Regions from separate parts of the Homo sapiens genome. Here region 2 is linked to region 1. A link is an interaction called in ENCODE POLR2A ChIA-PET data of the cell type or tissue named here. Cell type or tissue: PC-9. All regions are shown on one strand. Each heading gives the region's core, and the rest is flanking DNA. Links, peaks and the distances in the headings are about the cores only. Region 1 overlaps STK24 (serine/threonine kinase 24). Region 2 has its middle 60 kb from the start of STK24-AS1.

Region 1 (5,385 bases), core at 324-5,323:
TCAACACTAGAGAAAGGTCTTGGGCTGAAGAACTCTCATCTCCCTTTTTCCTTGTAAGATCATTACGATGGTATGTTAGCGAATGGATTGTGCTTGGTTTGAAGTGTAACCATGGTGAAAAGTGGAAACTGGTGATGCATTGATGGAAAAAAATAGCATTGTTGAAGATGAGTGAAAGCGTGGTGGGATGAGCCGATGGGCTGCCAGAACCCAGGCAGCCAGCCTGTCTACTGCACTGCGTACCAGCCCTTCCTGTCACTGGTCACTGAGCCCATGGACTCCCTGCTCCTGCCTACGGCTCAGGAATTGTCCACAGGCCTGGCTGGGAGGATGAGCCCTGAGGGCCAGGGAAGAATGTGAACCAGGAGACAGCAGGCTTTATTTTTGCATGAGTAATGTTGGGCCACTTTGGTCAACCTTGTGTTGCTCTTAATGGTCATAAACATCACATACGCCTCTAGATGCCAGTTACAAGTGTGTTCCTAATGATCGCATCTGCTTAAGTAATAAGCTTATATCAAATGAGATTTTGTTTTGATTGATTACAGCTGTGATTTAGGGTTATCCCTGGTTTTCTTCTTGATTATAGAGTTGGTTTCTTCTAGAATTATTTTCTCTATATAATTAAAATCACTTAAATTGTATCTTCAGATGTGTAGCTAGCGTACTTTATTTGACATGATATTGTGAAGATGTAGGATGCTGTTGCATAGATCCCCACATCTCCCAATGTTGAGGAGAGTCCAGAACCATCAGTAACAGAGAACTCAGGGTGGTCACTCAGGAGCATGCCCCAGGAGAAGATTCGTTCGCAGTTAATGTGTGCATTTGCAGCTTTTGACTGGAGCTTATATTAGAAACCACTGTTTGTTTTCTCTGTGAGCAGTGTCTTAATGTCTAATTTCATATCTTTCCCAAATGGGTCTCTCCTTCCACCTCATTTTAATTGCTTTGGAAGATGACTGCCTGCTCCCCACATAAAGTTTACTTTAAAACTCAGACATAGGCCAGGCACAGTGGCTCACGCCTATAATCCCAGCACTTTGGGAGTCCCTGGCGGGAGGACAGCTTGAGGCCAGGAGTTCAAGACCAACCTGGGCAACAAAGCAAGACCCCCCCTTGCCCCCCCGACTCCCACCTCTACAAAGAATTTAAAAATTAGCTGGGCATGGTGATATGCCCTATAGTCCCAGCTATCCAGGAGGCTGAGGTGGGAGGATGGCTTGAACCTGGGTGACAGAGTGAGTCCCCTCCCTGCCAAAAGACACAAAAAAACCTCAGACACAAGTTCTTGATCTGCTGTCATTTTTCCTAGAAGCAGTAATAGACAAACTCAATTATATTTATGAGTTTCCCTATCAACACATTGTTGAGTACATCCTACTTCATTAAGTTAATGTGCCATAGCAACTTAATCATTCTTCTGAGGTTGAACATAAGTAATGCTGCTGTTGAATATTTTGGGCAGCCCATACCATTTTCCAAATTTAAAATGTAGTAGAGATGCCTAGGAATCGAAGTAATTGGTTTTAACAAGTTTGGATATTTTTGTGGCTTTCGATTTGTATGCCAAATTGCTTGCCATTGATTCACATGCCAGTCCAGGATTCCAAATTACTCATAGTTAGATGTCTGGTGGGAGAGCCAGCAGGCAGGAAGACCACTTGGGAGCCCCCTACAGAAGTCCTGGGGAGAAGAGATCCCTTTAGACTAATCCAAAGTTAGGAGGGGTAGAGGGGACGCAGGGTGCTGAGAGCCCAGGAACCATACACCCTGGGTTGCAGCTGGATTTAGGAGGGTCCAAAGAGGGGATCCTAAGGAGCTGGGTGACCCTCGTGTCCCTGGCATGGCTACCTAGTAGGATGTCCTCCCCCCGCCGCCTTTTTTTTTTGGGGGGGGGGATGCAGGGTCTTGCTCTGTCACCCAGACTTATGATCTCGCTCACTGCAACTTCTTCCTCCCAGGTTCAAATGATTCTCCTGCCTCAGCCTCCCAAGTAGCTGGAACTACAGGTGCAGCCCACCATGCCCGGCTGATTTTTGTATTTTTAGTAGAGATGGGGTTTCGCCATGTTGGCCGGGCTGGTCTCGAACTCCTGGCTTCAAGTGATCTGCCTGCGTCGGCCTCCCAAAGTGGTGGGATTACAGGCGTGAGCCACCGCGCCTGGCCCCCATGTTTGTTCTTGATGGTGCTGTACTGGCTGCCCTCCTTGGAAGCCAGGAGACTGATACGTGGGTTGCGTTCAGATGGGGCCAGCAGGGGTTTTCTCAGTGAACTTCCCGTGGTGCACACTGCGTGCAGAAGCAGGCGTTCGCAAGCAGGCGTTCGGCCGCCTGCTTATTATCTGTCCCTGAACCTGAAAGCAAGTCCTCGGGCCTCTGAGTAAAATCAAGGCAAGCGCATCACCGACGTACTCTCAGCAGAGATCGGCTTCTGCCAGGGCCTGCCTGCCAGTCACCGAGTGTGTTTAGCTGGTTGAGAGGTGCTTGGAGGTCTGGAGGTGCATCCGTCAGAGATCATGTTCAGTAGCACAATAGGGTGACCGTAGTTAATAATTTGTTGTGTTTCAAATAGCCAGAAGAGAAGATTTGGAATATCCCAGCACAAAGGAATGAGCCGTGTTTGAGGTGAGGGGGATCCCAGCTACCCGGATTTGATTGTTACACACTGTATACTTGTACCAGAAAAAATTCATATAACTATTATGTACCCTTACAAATGAGAAGGCTCTGGGTCTGTGTGGCCAGGAGACAGCATGCTTTGAAAACAGCAGTAGCTGTAATGAAATCTGAGAGGCCTGGGGGAAGCAGACAGATGTGGAATCACACAAACTTGAGAGCCACCTGTTGGTGTGGAGAACCGCTGCCACACAAGAGTCACAATTGCCACCTCTGTTCTTGCCTCTCCCCTCCTCGGTCCTCCCTCCTTGTGCCTGCTCACTCCTGTCCTCCTGTCGCTGCCACAGTTCTGGGTGCTTGCCCACCCTGTGCTCCCATGCACCTGCTTCCCTGCTCCTAGGGGCAAGAGACTGGGATCAGTTGCATTTCTGCTGATTTTTAAGATAATGCAATGCAAGATAAAGCAGAGTCCAAGTTGTAGAGGGAAGGAAAATAGTATTACTTCCAACGTCAGCTCTTCTAGACTGACCCCTTCAGTACAAGATTTAGTAGAAAGAATTTAGAACAAGACTTGCTGGCAGCTTTTCATCTTCACTGAGAATAAGGAAATAGAATATGCCGTAGGCATCATTCCCATGGACTGCTGGGCTTGGGGGCTTCCAGTAGGGATTTCTGGTACTCACTAAGGCTGCAGGAACATGGTAAGTGTATCCTCTGGATAGTTAAAGCACCCTGCAGCCACAACGATGCTTCCGCCTATGCATTTCCTTGCTGTAGAGTGAGTGTGAGAGATGTATTCGATTCTCACTGAAGTTCTTGGAATAATGATGGATTCCAGTGCACAGTGAGAACAGCAGGAAAGCTGTACCAGACTCAGGCGTGTTCTCTACCCCAGTCCCCATTCGTCTTTCGCCAGCCCATATAGGACTATGTCCTGCCTCATTGTCGGCCTCTGTCCTGTTTGGGGATTGGTGTCACATGCTGTCAATGTCTCATCAGCTGTCAAGTTCCTCTTAGGATGGCCTGGCTCTTCTCATTGACATGACACATTCAAGGAATTCATTCCTTTGCCTAACTGCTTGGTTGTGCCACAGGCCTGTGCTGGGCAGAAGGAGGTGGGGCAGCTGGACCTGAGATGTCCTAGTGGGGCCACACGGCTTCTGCAGATGTCTCCTCTGGGACATTCGGCAGAAAATGCAGACACTAGAGAGACACAGTAAATGACATCAGCAAGAAACCACCAGACAAATCCCGAATTTGGGACCTGTTTCTTTAAGTTGATGTCCCTGGGGAGACTGGGGACAGGACTGTTGTAGGTTGAAAGAGCCTTAGCGACCTGGCAGTCAGTTGTACCCCGTGGACTTTGGATCCTGATTCAGATAAACCAACCATGGAATGACAGTTTTTGAACAGCTGAGAACATTTAATTATACATGACATTAAGGAATTCGTGTTAATTTCAGGCACTGATAGGTAGTAAAAAGTCTGTATATTGGCACACGGAAATACTCGGGGGAAAATGTCATGATGACTGATTGATTTTAAAATATACTCGGGGAACACATGGACAAAGCTCGTATGGCAAAATGTTAATTAGTAAATTCATGCAATAGGTAGATGAGGATGCATTATATTAATATTTCTCAGTTCTTTGTATGTTTGAACATTTTCATAATAAACTTTTTTAAGTTCTGGGCCCCTGGTAAGGCACCTTACATGGCCACCTCCTCCTCTTCCACCTCCATTCTACAGATGAGAGAAACAGGGCTCAGAGGTTAGCTCTTTCATCTAACGTCACAGGACTTTGACTGTAGAACTGGCATTTCAACCCAGGTATCTTGAGACCAAGGTGCCCACTCTCGACCTCAGAGCTGTGCCCTAAGTTCTAAGCACTGCTGGAGGGGGTGACTCGCGAGCGTACACCCACTCCGGACTCCTCCTCTCTGCTCACCTCTCTTACTGGTCCTGCTGGCCCCCGGGACTCCACGGGGAATGCCGAATGCATCCAGCAGGAGGCGTAGTAGGAGTGAATTGATAAGCCATCTCCATGTAGAGGCAGAAAACATTTGGCATATTACAGTTTCTCCTGTTGTCTCTTTTGAAATTACAGCGAGGGCTTATGTTTTTAAATATCAGTTAAAAATACCTTTTTCAAAACCTCAGAAGTATTGAGACATGTTACCATTTTCCCCCTAAATACTGTGTATTGGAATAGATTCCTGCTTGGTGTTTGTAAAGATGCTTTTCTTGTTGCAGGCAGACATCTGGTCCCTGGGCATAACAGCTATTGAACTTGCAAGAGGGGAACCACCTCATTCCGAGCTGCACCCCATGAAAGTTTTATTCCTCATTCCAAAGAACAACCCACCGACGTTGGAAGGAAACTACAGTAAACCCCTCAAGGAGTTTGTGGAGGCCTGTTTGAATAAGGAGCCGAGCTTTGTAAGTTTCCCAGGGATCACAGCGTACCTCTTCATGTGCGGCTTGACTTGGTTGAGATACATCCTGTTGGGATTGCTTTAATCACTCTTTTCAGCTGTCTTCCTGGTATTATTCATTTTTCTTTTTCTAAGTAAGTATGATTGACTTCTTTGGTTTGCAAATACATTTTAATTTTTAAGTATTAAAAATCTCCTTATTTTCTTTTAGATTTCTGCCATCTCATACTTCATTGAATCTGAAGAATATTCTCCTTAATATTAAATGTGGAATCATAAATGTTTAATATTTATAGAAGATCAGGCCATAAACTGTTACACTGTTTTTA
Region 2 (5,385 bases), core at 166-5,165, 170 kb before region 1:
CTCTGTTGCCCAGGCTGGAGTGCAGTGGCATGATCTCGGCTCACTGAAACCTCTGTCTCCCGGATTCATGCCTCAGCCTCTCTAGTAGCTGGGATTACAGGCGCCCACCACTGCATCTAGCTAACATTTTTTTTTTTAGTAGAAACGGAGTTTAACCATGTTGGCTAGGCTGCTCTCGAACTCTCAACTTCAGGTGATTTGCCCGCCTTGGTCTCCCAAAGTGCTGGGATTACAGGCATGAGCCATTGCGCCTGGCCTAATTTTTTTTTTAACTTATCCAGAGTCGGGGTCTCACTGTGTTAAGCAAGCTAGTTCAAACACCTGGCCTCAAGCCATCCTTCCCCCTTGGCCTCCCAAAGTGCTGGGATTCAAGGTGCACCTGGCCTTTATTCTTAGTGGATATAGTTTTGTATACAGCAATGTGACTATACCATAATTTTTTTGTGTATTCTACTGGTGTGTGTGTGTGTGTGTGTGTGTGTGTGTGTGTGTGTGTGTGTGTGTGTGTTTGGTGTTTTTTTGAGATAGGGTCTTGCTCTGTTGCCCTGGCTTGAGTGCAGTGGTGTGACCACAGCTCACTGTAACCTCACACTGGGCTTATGCAGTCCTCTTGCCTTAGCCTCCTGAGCAGCTGGGACCACAGGAACACGTCGCCATGCCTGGCCAATTCTTTAAATGTTTTTGTAGAGACCAGGGCTCCCTATGTTGCCCAGGCTGGTATCAAACTTCTGGGCTCAAGCAACCCTCCAGCCTCAGCCTCCCAAAGTGCTGGGATTACGAGCATGGGCCACCACACCTGGCCCATTCCACTGTTGATGGAGAGTTAAGTAGCTTCCAATTCGGACTAGTCTCATAGTGCTGCTATGAATATTCTTGTGTATATCTTTTGTCAAACATAGCTGTGCATTTATCTTGAACATCTACTTAAGTATGTAATTGGCAGGTCATGGGATATGTACGGTAGCATTAGGTAGATATCACTAATTTTTCACATTGATTGTACCAATTTATATTCACAACAGCAGGGCGTAAACATTCTGTTTTTTTCATATCCTAACTAATACTCAGTATTTGTCCTTTTCCATTTAGCCATTGTGTTGAGTATGCAATAGTGTCACACTGGAACTTTAATTTGATTTTTATGATGTCTCATAAGATTGAGCATGTTTTTATATGTTTATTAGTTGTTCTTGAAATCGTACTTAAAATTTGCAGGACACTTGAACTTTAAGCCTCACTTCACATTAGTAAACACACTCTTTTTAAAACTGAATGTGGGCCAGGTGCAGTGGCTCACGCCTGTAATCCCAGCACTTTGGGACGCCAAGGCGGGTGGATCACTCGAGGTCCAGAGTGCAAGATTAGCTTGGCCAACATGGCGAAACCCCGTCTCTACTAAAAATACAAAAATTAGCTGGGTGTAGTGGCGGGTGCCTGTAATCCCAGCTACTTGGGAGGATGAGGCAGGAGAATCCCTTGAACCTGGGAAATGGAGATTGCAGTGAACTGAGATCGTACCACTGCACTCCAGCCTGGGAGACAGAGCAAGACTCCATCTCAAGAAAAAAAAATGAGTGTGGATACCTTTTGTATCCTTGAGGTAATATGACCCCCGTAGAGCCCTCACTCACATCATCCAGTGTGAGTGGAGTGCGATTAAAGAATGGAGTTCAATAATTAAAAAATTAATTTCAAAATAACTCAAGTTCTCATATAGCATTTCTCAGACACTATGAAAAGAAATACATAAACTACCATAATACATGGCTAAGTCTCTCCTTCTCACTCATCCAGGCCTCACAAATGTAGCTGCCCTAATATCTTTTTTTTTTTTTCTTTTTTGGGATGGAGTCTTGCTCTGTCTCCAGGCTGGAGTACAGTGGTGCAATCTCGGTTCACTGCAACTTCTGCCTCCTGGGTTCAAATGATTCTCCTCCCTCAGCCTCCCAAGTAGCTGGGACTACAGGCATGCGGCACCACACCCAGCTTATTTTTGTATTTTTATTAGAGATGGTGTTTCACCATGTTGGCCAGGATGGTCTCGATCTCCTGACCTCATGATCTGCCTGCCTCAGCCTCCCAAATGCCTCAGCTGGGATTACAAGCATGAGCCACCGTGCCCGGCCCATCATTTTTCCAAAAAACATAGGAAGGAAAGTTATAAAATAACTTTCAGTGGGAAAGCAATTTTTATCATTACTCAAAATAAAAAATGTAAGGATAATGCATCAATCATTTCTTAATGATACATTATCATTCATTAAGAAATGATTGATAGATTATCTTTAACAGGAACACCGCATGTTCTCACTTGTAAGTGAGAGCTAAATGGTGAGAACACATAGAAAAAAGAAGGGAACAACACACACTGGGTCCTCCTTGAGGGTGGAGGGTGAGAGGAGGGAGACGATCAGAAAAAATAACTATTGGATACTAGACTTAGGGCCTGGGTGATGAAACAATCTACATCAAACCCCATAACACAAGTTTACCTAGGTAACAAACCTGCACGTGTACCCCCAAAGCTAAAATAAAAGTTGAAAAGATTGGCCAGGCGTGGTGTCTCACACCTGTAATCCCAGCACTTTGGGAGGCCGAGGCGGCTGGATCACTTGAGGTCAAGAGTTTGAGACCAGCCTGAACAACATGGTGAAACCTCATCTCTACTAAAAATACAAAAATTAGCCAGTCATGATGGCACGCACCTGTAATCCTGGCTACTCGAGAGGCTGAGGCAGGAGAATTGCTTGAACCCAGGAGGCAGAGGTTGCAGTGAGCTGAGATCACACCACTGCATTCCAGCCTGGGTGACAGAGTGAGACTCCATTTCAACAACAACAAAAAAAAAAAAAAAAAAAAAGAGAAAAGGTTGATAAATGCAACCTTTAAAAGTAAAAACAAAAACTACAAAAGTTTTGGCATCTTCTTTGCCATCATGCTGGAAGTCCTAGCCAGTACAATAAGGCAAGATCTAGAAATAAGCACATACACATTAGGAAGGGATCCAAATGGTTTTCTTGCACAGACAAAATGATTGACTACATAGAAAATCCTAAAGAATCAACAAAAAGCCTCCGAGATATGATAAATGTGCTTAGTAGGTTGCAGAATACGAGGTCAACATGAAAATCAATTGTATTTCTATGTACTAATAGTACAAAGTGTATTGAAGAATTTAAACATATATACACACACATTATTTACAATCGCTCACTCAAAAATAAATGATTAGGTATGAATCTAACAAAATATGTATAGAATCTGAATACTGAAAGCTATAAAACTTGAACACTGAAGAGACAAAAATTAATAAGAGATATACTGTGTTCATAGATTAAGAGATTCAAGCTATTCAGGGGGACCACCTGAGCCTGGGAGGTTGCAGCTGCAGAGCCGTGATTGTGCCACTGCATTCCAGCCTGGGCAACAGAGTGAGCTCCTGTCTCAAAAACATAGATTAGTAAACTCAACATATTAAATATGGCAATTCTCCCAAAATGAATGCACGGATATAAGGCAATCTAAAAAAAAAAAAAAATCCCAGTAGGGATTTTTGTAGATATAGATGAGCTGATTCTAAAGTTTATTTGATAAGGCAAAGGAACTAGAGTAGTCAAAACTATTTTGAAAGAAATAAATATATTCAGAGGGATCATACTACTAAATTTTTAAATTTTTATAAAGCTAAAGTAAGCAAGACAGTGTGGTACGGCAAGGGCTAGGCATATTGATCAGTGCAACAGGAAAGAGAGCCTAAATATTGGACCAGACAAATATGACCAATTTTGAGTAAAATGCAAAGGCAATTCAGTGGAGAAAGCATTATCTTTTTTAATAAATGGTGTTTGAGCAACTGAACATATGCACACATACAAAAATGAGCCCCAAATCTCACAGCTTATGCAAAAATTAACTCAAAATATATCTTAGATCTCAATGTAAAATGAAAGGCTATCTTTCAGATGAAATCATAAAAGAAAGTATTCATGAACTTGAGTTAAGCAAAGAGTTCTCAGGCAGAATGCCAAATGCATAATCAATAAAAGAAAAAAATGATTAGACATCATCAAAATTATATGATTTTGTATCATGTGGATACAAATTTTTATCTACAAAGACCCAAGAGAATGGAAAGATAAACTACACACTGGAACAAAATGTTTTCAAATCATGTATCCCACAAAGGACTTGTGTTTAGAATATACAAAGAACTCTAAACTGAACAGCAAAAAAACACAAGTAGCCCAATTTAAAAATGGGCGAGACTTGAGCAGATATTTCACCAAAGAGAACATAAGGAAATAATCACATGAAAATATGTTCAATATCACAGCCATTTTTAGAGAAATGCAAATTGAAGCCACAATGAGACACTGTTACACATCTATTAAAATGGCTGAAATAAAAATACTGTCACCAGTTGCTGGTGAAGATGAGAAGCAACTGGAATGCTCATACTTTCATGGTGGGAATGCAAAATGAGACAGCCACTCTGGAGAACAACTTGTCACTTCTTATAGAGTCAAACATACAACACAGAAATTCCGCTCCCAGGTATTCACCTCATGTTTATTCAAAAACCTGTACGCAGATGCTTTTTTTTTTTTTTTTTTTTTTTGAGACAGAGTCTTGTTCTGCTGCCCAGGCTGGAGCGCGGTGGCACAATCTCGGCTCACTGCAAACTTCACCTCCTGGGTTCAAGTGATTCTCCTTCCTCAGCCTCTGAGTAGCTGGGATTACAGGTGCACACCACGCCAGGCTAATTTTTTGTGTGTGTTTTTATTAGAGATGGGGTTTCACTACGTTGGCCAGGCTGGTCTCGAACTCCTGACCTCAAGGGATCCGCCTGCCTCGGCCTCCCAAAGTGCCGGGATTACAGGCATGAGCCACTGTGCCCAGCCAACACAGATGCTTATATATCTCTATCCATAATTGCCAAGAACTGGAAACTATCGAACTGTCCTTCAACAGGTAAATGGACAAACAGCTGTGGTACATCCATATAATGGTGTACTACCCAGTAATCAAAAGGAACACGTAATCAATGCGGCAACACATCAGGCCAATCTCAAGACATTATGCTTGCTAAGTGGGCCAAGCCAGTCTCAAAGGCTCCATATTTATAATTCCATTTATAAGATATTCTGGAGAAAACTAGAGTGAATGAGAACATATCGGTGGTCTCTGGAAGGGTGGAGGGAAAGATAATACCGAGAATTTTTTGGGGAAGATGGAACAGTTCTGTCTGCTGATTGCAGTGGTGGTTACACAGTCTATACGTGTGTTCAAATTCCTAGAATTCCACACCAAACAATTCAATTTTACTGTATGTTAGTTTAAAAAAACGAAGTCACTTTTTGCATAGCACAAAGCATTATAAGCAAA

The links. Peaks named below come from ENCODE experiments on the same cell type or tissue, not always from the same donor. Only the 100,000 strongest peaks of a DNase experiment are listed, where the experiment ranks them.
Region 2: POLR2A ChIA-PET joins it to region 1 with 5 read pairs; 3 of 35 experiments call an interaction of 5 or more read pairs at or near these places.

What each region holds. Positions count from the first base shown.
Region 1 is chr13:98,466,051-98,471,435 of GRCh38, reverse strand. It overlaps STK24 (serine/threonine kinase 24), which reads left to right. Exons shown (of 11, transcript NM_001032296.4): 6 at 4,875-5,060. Among named protein-coding and RNA genes, the nearest start is that of FARP1-AS1, 33 kb to the right of the region's middle. In PC-9, for the core only: a CTCF peak has its summit at 4,645; a DNase peak (open chromatin) is centred at 4,565; H3K27ac peaks cover 2,097 bases.
Region 2 is chr13:98,634,479-98,639,863 of GRCh38, reverse strand. No RefSeq gene overlaps it. Among named protein-coding and RNA genes, the nearest start is that of STK24-AS1, 60 kb to the right of the region's middle. In PC-9, for the core only: no CTCF peak of the experiment used is centred there; no DNase peak of the experiment used is centred there.